Linked DNA regions of Homo sapiens: all the other regions are linked to region 2. The links are chromatin contacts, found by Hi-C or POLR2A ChIA-PET in ENCODE. All regions are on one chromosome and are shown on one strand. Each heading gives the region's core, a stretch centred on a gene start or an enhancer-like site at or near the end of the contact. The rest is flanking DNA. Distances are from core to core; before and after follow the strand shown.

Region 1 (4,010 bases), core at 1,500-3,999, 1.4 Mb before region 2:
TTCGAAATGGCCTATCTAACATTATAATTTCATATTTGAGAAAGTTTTCAAACTACCAATTCATAATACAAACTACAATACAAGTTCAACACAACCTTCCCAGCACATGGAATTCTGTCTGCCAATAAACCGTTACCCTCCCAGATAAGGTTAGGGAGTATGTAATTCTTTAGACATTTTAGATTTGACAAGGATCATCTGTTTCTCTGAACTTTCATTGCATCATCCAATTTCAGCACGTCAAAATATTTTCAAATATACTTAAAATCTCCAAGTTCATGGATGCTTAAATAATTTATTTCATTTTCAATTAGTTATTTCCCAGTGATATAGAGTAATAAGCTTCCTCCAAAGCAGGCTCTAAGATGGGTTATGAACTACTTTTACCCCTATGGAGCTCTACATCAGTTTTTTTAACTTGCCTTTTAATAATGTGCCACATAACAGTGATTCAGTCAACAATGGACCATAAATATGACAGTGGCCCCATAAGATTATAACGGAGCTGAAACATTCCTATTGCCTTGTGACATCGGAGCCATCATAACATCATGGTACAATGCATTATTCACATGTTTGTGGTGATGCTGGTGTAAACAAACTCTAATGCCAGTATTACAAAAGTACAGCACATACAATTATGTATAGTACATAATAATTGATAATAAATGGTTACTAGTTTATGTTATTTACTATACAATACTTTGTATTGTTATTTTAGAGTGTACTCCTTCTACCTATTAAAAAAAAAAAGTTAACTGTAAAACAGCCTCAGGCAGATCCCTCAGGAGATATTCCAGAAGGCATTGTTATCACAGATGACTGCTCCATGTGTGGTACTGCCCCGATGACCTTCTAGTGGAACAAGATGTGAATGTGGAAGACAGATGTTGATGATCCTGACCCTGCATAGGCCTAGGCTAATGTGTGTGTGTGTGTGTATTCGTTTTTGACAAAAAAATTTTAAAAAGTTAAAAAAAAATAGAAAAAAAGCTCATAAAGATATAAAAATATTTTTGTACACCTGTACAATGTATTTGTTTTAAGCTATTAGAAAAGAATAAAAAAGCTAAGCCAAACTAAGAAGTTTATTAAGTAAAAAAGTTATAGTAAGCTAAGGTTAATGTATTATTGAAGAAAGTTTTTCATTTTTTATAAATTTAGTGTAGCATAAGTGTATAGTACTTATAAAGCCTACAGTAGTATACAGTGATGTCCTAGGCCCTCACAGTCACTGTCTCACCCACAGCAACTTCCAGTTCTGCAAGCTCCATCAATGGTAAGTGGCCTATACAGGTGTTCCATTTTTAATCTTTTACTGTATCTTTTCTATGTTTAGATACACAAATACTCACCATTGTGTTACACTTGCCTAAGGTATTCAGTACAGTCACATGCTATACGGGTTTGTTGCCTAGGAGCAATAGGCTATATAGCCTAGATATGTAGTAGGCTATACCATCTAGGTTTGTGTACATTTACGTACATTCTATGATGTGATGTTTGCACAACGACAAAATCATGTAACGCTTTTGTCAGAACACATCTCCATCATTAAGGAACGCATGACTGTATCTCTATTTAGCTGTAGAACCATGGATGCCACATAACCTTCAAATCTCACCATTGGCCTATGTGTCTCAGAAAAACATAAGTAAATAATTCTAATGAATATTCAGTTCATTGTTCAATGTACCTTACATTTTTAGTATCCTCCACAATATTCAAAATGACATTGGACTATTTAAAAAATCGTTATGCAAAAATCTAAAATTACCTAAGATGCAGTCACTTAACCAAGCAAAGATATCATTCAGAGTGGAATAATCAAAATGCATTTTGTATATACAAAGTCAGTGGAATCTGTTTTACTTACCACAGTTTCTTAATGATAAGGTTTTCTTAATATTGCCAATCTTTTCATTAACATGAGAGCATAATTGTTCCAGATCTGACGAGGCCATCCTTTAAGCCTCTGAAGAAAAAAACATAAACATATTCGTAACAAGAAAAGCCACACAAATTTCTGTTCACTTTCGAAATCCAAGAATGGTCAATGTCAAGTAAATCACATGTCTTTGAAGGTTAAGCACAAAAATTCAAGAGCAATTTCTTTCATTTCTACAACATTCAGTTTCTAACCACGGTACCGTACTGACTTGTCTTAGAGCCTTAGGCCATCGATGGATCCCAAACCAGGGGAAAGAGGATAAGCCTGGGTCCTTTCCTTAAGGATTCAGGAGGACAAACGCACTATTTGTATATAAAGACAACATTGGTATTTTCTTTAAACACGCAAAATAAGGACACATTTTTTAAAAATGTGTTACACTGTCAAAGAAATGGGCCCAGGTAATCATTTTTCCTGTGCTGTGAGGGGTTGGGGCTTTACAGTTTGGGATCGGTAAGGAGGCCGAGAAATGGGAAAGAACCAGTTTCCCACCCACTCCGCCGGTGAGAGAGAAGGGGAGGGTCTAAAGCATCCAACCCAGCCTCCAGCCCCGTCCTCCCCCAAGCCCGGCGCGGTCCGCGGCCCCCAGCTGCCAAGCAGCTACCTCGGGCGCTTCCAAAGGCAGGGTCCCCAACACACAGACTCCAACCTCAAGTCCGTCCGGGAGCAAAAGGCTACTCGCCGCTGGGTCTCCAGCTGCGGATACCGCAGTCTCCGTTGGAAGCCCAGGATGGTGAGACGGGACTCTGTAAGCAAAATTCAAACCGCCCGCCGCGCCCTAGCGCAGCGCAGGCGCACATCCATGCTTCCGAAGCGCAGGCTCAGCCGCTGTTCCCGGTTTGCGTCATCCGGGGCCACAGCTGGGCGGGAAGGAGGGGTGGCCGAGCCGGGGAAAGGCGGGGCGACGGCGAAGGCGGGGCTTCCGGACGAAAGGGTAACCCGGAGGTGCTCTTTCCGCGCTAACCAGTCTGGGGAGATTTCAGCAGGTCATGCAGTCTTGACCGCAGCCCAGCCAGGGACCTGGCGTCACCAAGTCCTGGTCTTTGACATTTGCTGCACCTTAGAGTCACCAGGGGCAGCTATTACAAGTCTCAGTGCCTAGAGTACACCCCAAGTCGGTGAAATCAGACACTGGGGAAATGAGGCACAAGCCTTAGTATTTATAAAAACACCCCAGAAAATTCCAAAGAGCAGCTAAGTTTGTGTGGAAGAAACAGTGACCCTGTCTTCTGGGTCTTAGACAGCCTCTGTAAGTGTTCCCGGGCCAAACCAGGGGTTGGGCTGCTTATTCTCATGATGAACTGGGAAAGAAGAGTTTATTTCGGTAACCGGGTACAGGGAAAAGGCCTGGAAAATATCGCCAAATCGATTCAAAATTACAAAGTTTTCCAGAGCTTATATACCTTCTAAACTATCTGTCTACATGTAAGTGTGCATGTGTGTAAAGACGTAAATGATTAACTGTTTCTAATCTATAACTAAGATCAGTCCTAAGGAAGGTCTTTATTTAAGTAAATTTACTTAATCTAGATGGCTGCAGGTGCCAGAGGTGATTACCCTTATCTTGTCTCCTGCTAAATCATGAAGGTTTGGGCAGTTCCTTCAGACCCCCGATAAACTTGTTTGTGGAGGTCTGGGGGAGTTTCTTCAGACCCCCAATAAAAACTTGTTTAATCTTGAACAGGTCCTGTTAAGAATTCCTTCTTTATTTTCTCATGCTTCAAGGACCAGGAAAGGCCTGGGCAAAACTCTTGGTGGGCTTTTGTTACATACCAGCCTTTCTATAAAGACACTGGCTCTTTCAGCTTTTAATATTTAACTTAACTAGTGCTGAAACAGTGGTTACGGAGGCCTGTCTGTTCAGCTGTTAGTGAGACCTGGCCTGCCACTTAAGAGCAAATATAAATTTAAAATAAGAAAAACAAAAGTTTAATTCTCCCTGTTGAAAAGGAGGGAAAAGCACCCAAGGCTGGAGTGGTGGCACCGCCAGGTTCTGTCCATCCCTTGGCTCCACTGCGCTATTATTATGCACTTGGACCTTCAGGCTGCCAGCCCCTGT
Region 2 (4,069 bases), core at 1,257-3,756:
GGGGAGGCAGAGGCTGCAGTGAGCCGAAATCGAGCCACTGGACTCTAGCCCGGGTGAAGAGTGAGACTCTAAAAAAAAAAAAAAAAAGAAAGAAAGAAAGAAAAAAAGATTCTTTAAAGCCCCCAACGAGTTTCACTGCTGGCCTGATCTCACAATTCTCAATGGCTTTTTAAAAAAATCGTATTTCACTGAATATGAAGTGAGGTTAGATCACCATGCCAACTAGTGGCCTCATCAATACTGATGTGTGTGTATTTAAATCATTACGTTTCTCGGAGCCATCAGCTTTCACGCTGTAAATGCGTTTATGCCCTAGCAATGCCATGCCCGTTTCTATGCAGTAACCCGCCAGCTTGGGTATATGTTTCTTCGGGACCTGGGGTCAAGGAATAAACTCTCTGACTCTAAGCACCTTGAAAGCTACGAGGCCCAGAAACAGGGCCTGCATGCAAATGAATGCCCTAGGCAGGTCTGCTCGCTGGGTAACCTTCCCGCGCCGGGAGGCAGGGTGGCGGGTGGCGGAGGTCTTCCGGGCCCGGGAGGAAACCTGCCCGCGGCGCGCAGGCGAGCCCCCACCCCCGCTCCCCTTCTCCCGCCGGGATGCTGCCCCTCACAGCTCGTCAGCCGGCCAAATGCATTCCAGAGCTGTGCACAAGACACACTTCTCCAGGCAGTCCTAGAAACCGGAGCCCGGAGCTGAGAGGGCGGGAGGGAGCGCGCGGCCGCCGCTGAGGTCATATTCACGCCGCCTCCCCGCCCTCGGCGGCTGTTCCCCTCAGCGCACACTTCCCAGGGCCTCGGTCCAGTCCGGTATAAATGTCTTTTAAACCGAGACAGCGCTCTCCTCCCCTTGCCCTCGGGCGCGGCCAAGGGATCCACCGCCAGGGCCTTTAAAACAAAACCAATGAATGAAGCGCTAGGGCGAGCGCGCGCGAGATGGCCACCGCGAAACCCAGCCGGGTCGAAATCGGGCCACCGACCCGCTCGCTCAGCTCCAAAACTCGCGGCGAAGCCCGCTCGGTGCTCCCTGCTTTTCCAATTTCTCCATGGCTCCGGCCGGGGCTCAATCCATTCTGGGAGCTTCTCTGCCCCCCACCTATCTCTCTCCCCTCCATCGGTACCCCCTCTACAGACCCGGGAGGGGGTGGCGGTGGCGGGGGGTTGGGGGGAGAAATAGCTTTTAGAAACCCGATCTGTTGTTTGCGAAACACAATCGCTTTTTTTTTTTTTTTAAAGCGACAGGGTGTCTAGACGGCCACGTGACGAGGCCGGAGCCGGGCGCGCCACTGCGCAGTGGAACCAGCCGAGCAGAGGGCCGGAGGGGGGGTGCGGGGGGGCGGGGAGGAGGCGGCGCGGCTGCGGCGGCTGGGGGCGGGGGAGGGAAGGGGGAGGAAGGGGGAGGGAAGGGGGCGGGGGCGGGAGGCCTTGCGGGAGGCGGTGAGCCCCGGGCACACTCGCTTGCTGCTCGGCGCACGGAAGATCCTGTCCCCGAGCCGCGCCAGCCGAGCCAGCCGGGCGCCGTGCTCGGTCCGCTCGCCGCGCGGGAGAGAGCTGCCCGAGACAGAGCCAGTCCGTCGGCGCCGAGCCGCCGAGCGCCCGGCCCCTGAGCCCCTGAGTGCGGCGCGGCGAGCCCCTGGCGGCGGCAGAAGGACCGGAGCGCCAGGAGAGGGCGGACCGGGGACAAGGAGGCTCCCGGGCGCGACGAGGAGAGTCTCGGAGGAGGAGGCGCCGAGAGGACACCGGGGCCTCCTGCCGCCGCAGCTGGGTCGAGGCGAGCAGCCCATGCGGGGAGCCTCGGCGGCCAGCCGCGGCCAGGGGAAGGGACATCGGCGGCCCCTGCACTAGCAAGCAGCTTGTGCCCGGGGGGGGCGAGAACGCGCGACCCGTCTGGGGCCCTCCGCCGCCGCCGCGCCACCCTCCCCCGCGCTGTCAGCCCCGCCGGGCTCAGCCGCCGCCGCAGCATCTTCTGCCCCTGCGCCCGCGCCAGCCTCGAGGAAGTCCCCGCCGAGGACCTGGGCCCCCAGGAGCGCAGGGGGAAAGACCAGAGACTCCCCTAAACCACCCAGATGCGCAGGATTGAAGCGGTCTAGCCAAAGCTTTCTGTGGATTAAAAAAATACACGATTTTTTTTTTTTTTTTTGGCAGAAGAAAAGGAGAGGAAGACCAGCGGGGCTTTGCAAGGAAACGGGGGGATGTAACTCGTGGATACATTTTTCCACCCATCAAACATCTTGTTATACTTTGTAAACATTTTCTTTTTTTAAACCCCAGTTCCAGCCGGACGCCCCCAGACCTCTGAGGTTCGAGGAGGTGGTGGTTTTCATTTGGGGCTTTGCATATTTGGTTGTTAGGTTTTGCGAGAGCCTTCTTATTTTGCCAGACGTCTCATGCGGGGTGAAGTCCACTCGGCCCCCTCCCCTGAGTCTTCGTGTGCGCGGAATTCGAGGAGATCCGGTTACTAAGGATATAGAGGAAAAAAATAAATCGCTTGCTTTTTTTTTTTTAATTGCCTGCTTCTCCCCACCCCCAAATTAAGTTGCTTAGCAAGGGGGAAAGAGGCTTTTTCCTTCTTCCAACAGCCCAGCCGAACGCCTTTCGTTTTTTGCCCCCGCGGACCTTCCATGTAGGAAGCCGAGGCTGGCGAGCCCGACATTCGGGAGCCACTGCGGGGGGGCCTCTTTTTGGGGAGGCGCCGACGGGGGCAGGCTCGGCCGTCCCCAGGGAAGCGGCGGCCGGGTTCCTCCGGGGCGCGCCGGGGCCGGAGAGCCGCGCAGGGCGCGGGCCGCGCGGGGTGGGGCAGCCGGAGCGCAGGCCCCCGATCCCCGGCGGGCGCCCCCGGGCCCCCGCGCGCGCCCCGGCCTCCGGGAGACTGGCGCATGCCACGGAGCGCCCCTCGGGCCGCCGCCGCTCCTGCCCGGGCCCCTGCTGCTGCTGCTGTCGCCTGCGCCTGCTGCCCCAACTCGGCGCCCGACTTCTTCATGGTGTGCGGAGGTCATGTTCGCTCCTTAGCAGGCAAACGACTTTTCTCCTCGCCTCCTCGCCCCGCATGTTCAGGACCAAACGATCTGCGCTCGTCCGGCGTCTCTGGAGGAGCCGTGCGCCCGGCGGCGAGGACGAGGAGGAGGGCGCAGGGGGAGGTGGAGGAGGAGGCGAGCTGCGGGGAGAAGGGGCGACGGACAGCCGAGCGCATGGGGCCGGTGGCGGCGGCCCGGGCAGGGCTGGATGCTGCCTGGGCAAGGCGGTGCGAGGTGCCAAAGGTCACCACCATCCCCACCCGCCAGCCGCGGGCGCCGGCGCGGCCGGGGGCGCCGAGGCGGATCTGAAGGCGCTCACGCACTCGGTGCTCAAGAAACTGAAGGAGCGGCAGCTGGAGCTGCTGCTCCAGGCCGTGGAGTCCCGCGGCGGGACGCGCACCGCGTGCCTCCTGCTGCCCGGCCGCCTGGACTGCAGGCTGGGCCCGGGGGCGCCCGCCGGCGCGCAGCCTGCGCAGCCGCCCTCGTCCTACTCGCTCCCCCTCCTGCTGTGCAAAGTGTTCAGGTGGCCGGATCTCAGGCATTCCTCGGAAGTCAAGAGGCTGTGTTGCTGTGAATCTTACGGGAAGATCAACCCCGAGCTGGTGTGCTGCAACCCCCATCACCTTAGCCGACTCTGCGAACTAGGTGAGAAGTTGTCCCCCTACCCCCAACATTTTCCGGAGCGCCAGTGCTGGAAGAAAAGCCCCTAGGGCAGTGCGTTTGTGCAGCCATCCCTCCAGGGGGAGTGTGCATACCCTCCTGGGAGAGTGTGCATACCCTCCTGGGAGAGTGTGCATACCCTCCTGGGAAGAGACTGGGGGCTGAAAGTAGAGAAGGGACAAGGGGAAACTCAAAGGGCATTCCCTGGGGGTTCCCTTCCAGGTTTTCTCCTGTGTTGCCCCGAAGGGGTCTACGGGCACTGCTCCTGCAGTCTGCGGTTAAAAATTAGACGCCTTCATTTCCGGATCAACAAGGGGGTGCAGAGGGAGGTGGGGGGGTCACGCCTCCCCGCACCCGGAAAGACGTTGAGGTGTGTGGCCGAGTTGGATTTGGTC
Region 3 (4,109 bases), core at 1,498-3,997, 1.9 Mb before region 2:
ATTAGATAATTCATTAAGATGCTTATCACAATGCCCTCTAGGTGCTCTAGAAAGGCTAGTTATCATAAGCATTACTATTAGTAGTTGTAGACTAAGGTGGTCACAAGGTGCCTTCTAAATGCCTGCTTGTTTCTGCATCAACATCTTTTAATGATCAAATTAATATAAGAGGCTATAAGGATAATCATGATTAACATTTATTCAAAATATTTCAAATCAAATCTCAAAGTCAAGAATGAGAATCTGGATGGTATACAAATACAGGCAACATCAAATGTCATCCTAAACAAGTATATACAGAATATATTTTTTATCACTTTTGAAATTTGTACATATTGATCAAAGGAGGTACAATATGCCACCATAAAATCAAAATCGTAACTTTCAAATAAAATAGTTAATTTCTAATAAAAGTTATCTTTTTATAAAGTCAATGTAATTTTTATTTAGTGTGAATTTTGTCCTGTAATATTAATCCTTAGTAAATATAGGTTTTAATGTTATTTGTGTTTTAAAATACGGCTAGTTCACCGGGCATGGTGGCTCACTCCTGTAATCCCAGCACTTTGGGAGGCCGAAGGAGGTGGAGCACTTGAGGTCAGCAGTTCGAGACCAGCCTGAAAAACATGGTGAAACCCTGTCTCTACTCAAAATACACACACACACAAATTAGCCGGGCATGGTGGTGCATGCCTGTAGTCCCAGCTACTCAGAAGGCTGAGGCAGAAGAAGCGCTTGAACGCGGAAGGCAGAAGTTGCAGTGAGTGGAGATCGCAACACTGCACTCCAGCCTGGGCAACAAGAGCAAAACTCCGTCTTAAAGAGAATAAAATATGTCTAGTTTGTCTGAAATTCACCAAAATCAATTAGAGTTTTTAACTTAATATACAGATTATACATACATAGCTGTAAGTTTTTAATTTTACAAAAGAAGTTCCCAAATGGTAAATGGGTTTTTTCCTTTATGAATATTTTGTTTTCATAAATATATTAAAAGACAAAAACATATAAACACCCTCTAAGGGTGTCACCCATAAGCAGTTCTCAGAAATAGCTACTAAGCATAAATATATTATTCTCAAGAGAATATTTCTACAGAAGCATAGCCCAACATTTCCTATTAATGCATGATAAAAGTCATATTAGGAGCTAGGCGCGGTCGCTAACGCCTGTAATCCCAGCACTTTGGAAGGTCAAGGTGGGTAGATCACTTGAGGTCAGGAGTTCGAGACCAGCCTGGCCAATACGGCGAAGCCCCCGTCTCTATTAAAATTACAAAAATTAGCTGCCCTCAGGTGATCCACCCACGTCGGCCTCCCAGAAGTGCTGGAATTACATGCGTGAGCCACCGCGAACGGCCTATATGTATGTTTTTAAAAACAACTGTTTCTCTCATCTAATTTACAGAGTATTTGTAAATTGAAAATCAAAATTATGGGTACAACATCGCAATTAGCTTAACAACATGAGCAATGCTTAAGGAGTATACACGTTTAAGGGAGTGGGGGTGGAGGATGCAGCTATGAAGTTAGACCACTTGAGTTTGAATCTAGGCTTTGTCACGTTAAAACTGTGGTCTTAGGCAAGTTACTTAACCTACCTAAACCTTAGTTTCCTGGTTTGTAAAGTGGAGGCAGTAACAGTATCAACCTCAAAGGGTTATTTTGAGATAATCCGTGTAGAAACTAGCGCTCTGCCTGTCACTAGCAATTAATACATGCTACTATTGTTATCGTTATCAACTGCAACACTAACAGAAATAGCAATGCTATTAACCTCTTTGCTTAGAGGTGATAGCCACAAGCATCAGGAAGGTAAATCCACAGACAGAAGATGATAAAACGTTTTGTAAGAAAGCACGTGTTAATTTGATCACGCTTCTCACCACAAGCAACGTAAATTTTCTAGAATTATCTCTGGAACCAAAAAAGAAAGTCGAAACCTAGGACCACCTAGGTAACACCACATGCAGAGATAGTTATCGCCAGCGTGAAAGAAACACCTGCCAATCCCGGTCCACAGATGGCATTTAATAATAGACGGAATCGGTCCAATCTCAGAACTCTCCAGCCCGCAGCAAGTCTTTTTTTAAAGGGAGGAGCCACACACACAGCCTAACTCCTGCCGTTAACTCGGCCCGACTGAATAAAGGAGATAGGCTTGCCAAAGGGTTTCCAGCCACAGAAGTCCTTTTGTGGAGGGGTGCAGAAAGAGCGAGAAAGAGATGCTGGCGTTTGGAGGCCCAGGGCCTCGCTCCCGGGCGAGAGCGGGGCGCCCAGGCACCAGCCGGCGGAGGAACCTGGAAATCGCGCGCCGGGTAGAGCCGCGGCCGCTGGAACCTGGGTCGCCGCGATGTAGCCGGTCCCTCGCCCTCAGCCCGGACTCCGCAGACCGCTTCCCTTCCCCCAGCCCCCACCGCCAGGCCGGGAACGGCGGGGGCCGCACGCGCGGAGGCCGGAGGCGCGGCAGCGCTGGGCTCTCGGGGCCGGGCCAGGGGAGGCCGGCGCCCGCTCCTCTCCCGGACCCCCGCCCGGGCCCCACCGCGCCGGGCCTTACCAGAGGTCTCGCGCCGCGACAGGTGGTACACCCGGCGGAGAGGCCGCGCCCTGCCGCCCGCCCTGGCGATGCTCAGCTCCCGCGCCGCCCGGCCCTCCCCTTCTGCGAGCCTCCCGGAGCCGCCGTCAGCTCAGGCTCACACTGGCGCGGGCGGCCCCACACGCAGAGGCGGCCCGAAGAGCGGCCGAGAGAGGGGAGGGCGCGAGGAGCCGGCCAGCCGCGGGGCCCGGAAGGCGTGGCCCACGGTGGAGACGGACGGGCTCGCGGGCCAATTGGAGGCAGGAACCGGCCGGAGGGGCGGGCTCCGTCTGGAGGCTTAGCTGCCGGCGCTGGGGTTCCTGTCCTCCGCGCCTTCCTCAACCCAGCTCCTGGAGGTTACGGTTCTGAGGCGGGGCGGGCGGCCTCGTGGACGCGATGCTGAGGATGTGAGAAGTGCAGTGCGGAGGAGGAGGTGGAGCTCCGCCGCTCCATGAAGGAAGCCGGGGCTGGCCGACCGCGCCCCCCAGCACTCCTGGCCCGGGGGTCCCAGTCTCCGAACCCGCGGAGGCCAGGGAAGCTGGGAGTTGGGGTCTGTCCTGCCTGAGCCACAGAGGAAGGGGGAGAACGGGAGGGCAGGAGACGGCAAAGGAAGGAAGAAGAGGACCCAGGAAATGCGAGGCTTCCGCACTTCAGCGACGCTTTCACTTTCCGAGCTGTTTTGTGTGCTTAGGACTTGCTCTTCTGCAGAATTCTTTGCCACTCCTCATGGCTGCTGGCAAGGTTATTGGCCTGCGGTGAATTTACCAATCACCTCCACTGTCACAGTCACCATAAATAGATGCTCAATGTTCTGCCTCAGAAAAGCACCGGAACACTTAATTGTCTTGTCCTTGAAAGCCGCAGGGACCGTGCCTTCCAACATCCCTACCCCCGCCCTCCCAACGGTTGTGACATGGGAGGATATTTCTTCACCCTTATTTCAGAAAATGTTATCACCCAAAACTCTTTACTATAATGAGCTTGTGTACTCTTAAAACAAGGCATGGTAATGACAATTTCAAAAATAAGATGTAAAATATAAAAAAAGAGGCAAGGCAGAATAAAATTAAAAGTGATGGAAATGTAGGATTGAGAAGATGGAGTGGAAGTAGGGAAGAGTGAATTGCTCCCTCCTAAACTCTGACAATTAAATAAAATCTGGGGCAATCGCCCCTCTCTGAACATTGAAGGGTGGGGCCTGTGAGGAGGAAACTCCAGTTAGGTGATAATCCATAGGTGTGGTTGCTATAATAACCACCGCAGGCAAGGAGAGGTTATAAATATGAATGACCTAAAGTAACTCTGCTTGCCAGGAACTTACAAGATGCAGCAGGTTGGATGAAGGAAACTAAACATTACCAGTGTCTTTCTACATAAATGCTTCATTAGTAGAGGTGAAATTCTTTTGTCTTTGAAAGACAGTTGTGGGGGTGTTGGGGGGTAGATGGGGAATGGGGAGATGTTGGTCAAAGGGTAAAAAGTTTCAGGAGTAAGTTTTAGAAATATCGCACAGCATGGTGACTATAGTTCATAAT

Evidence for each region. A loop is a pair of places that touch in the nucleus more often than their neighbours do. ChIA-PET counts read pairs that join two places held with the same protein, here RNA polymerase II (POLR2A). Pooled maps may share reads with other maps.
Region 1: a map of CD8-positive, alpha-beta T cell shows a loop between it and region 2 (6-fold over the local background). The contact joins the promoter of SKA1 here to the promoter of SMAD7 in region 2. A Hi-C loop is called at or near these places in 1 of 168 maps with a recorded cell type or tissue (CD8-positive, alpha-beta T cell), 1 of 37 single-sample maps with no recorded cell type and 5 of 50 pooled maps. POLR2A ChIA-PET finds 5 or more read pairs at or near these places in 1 of 52 experiments (WTC11).
Region 3: a pooled map shows a loop between it and region 2 (11-fold over the local background). The contact joins the promoter of ME2 here to the promoter of SMAD7 in region 2. A Hi-C loop is called at or near these places in 1 of 168 maps with a recorded cell type or tissue (CD4-positive, alpha-beta T cell), 1 of 37 single-sample maps with no recorded cell type and 8 of 50 pooled maps.

The regions. Positions count from the first base shown.
Region 1 is chr18:50,373,785-50,377,794 of GRCh38, reverse strand. SKA1 (spindle and kinetochore associated complex subunit 1) reads right to left here and starts at 2,749. Exons shown (of 7, transcript NM_145060.4): 1 at 2,601-2,749; 2 at 1,877-1,975. The coding sequence starts at 1,964. It overlaps LOC105372114 (a long non-coding RNA gene), which reads left to right and starts at 2,917. Exons shown (of 3, transcript XR_935466.3): 1 at 2,917-3,200. RefSeq lists a silencer at 3,962-4,010.
Region 2 is chr18:48,949,402-48,953,470 of GRCh38, reverse strand. It overlaps SMAD7 (SMAD family member 7), which reads left to right and starts at 2,506. Exons shown (of 4, transcript NM_005904.4): 1 at 2,506-3,659. The coding sequence starts at 3,047. RefSeq lists silencers at 423-762, 1,333-2,032, 3,249-3,568.
Region 3 is chr18:50,877,756-50,881,864 of GRCh38, reverse strand. ME2 (malic enzyme 2) reads right to left here and starts at 2,747. Exons shown (of 16, transcript NM_002396.5): 1 at 2,557-2,747. RefSeq lists a silencer at 2,359-2,918 and an enhancer at 2,457-2,958.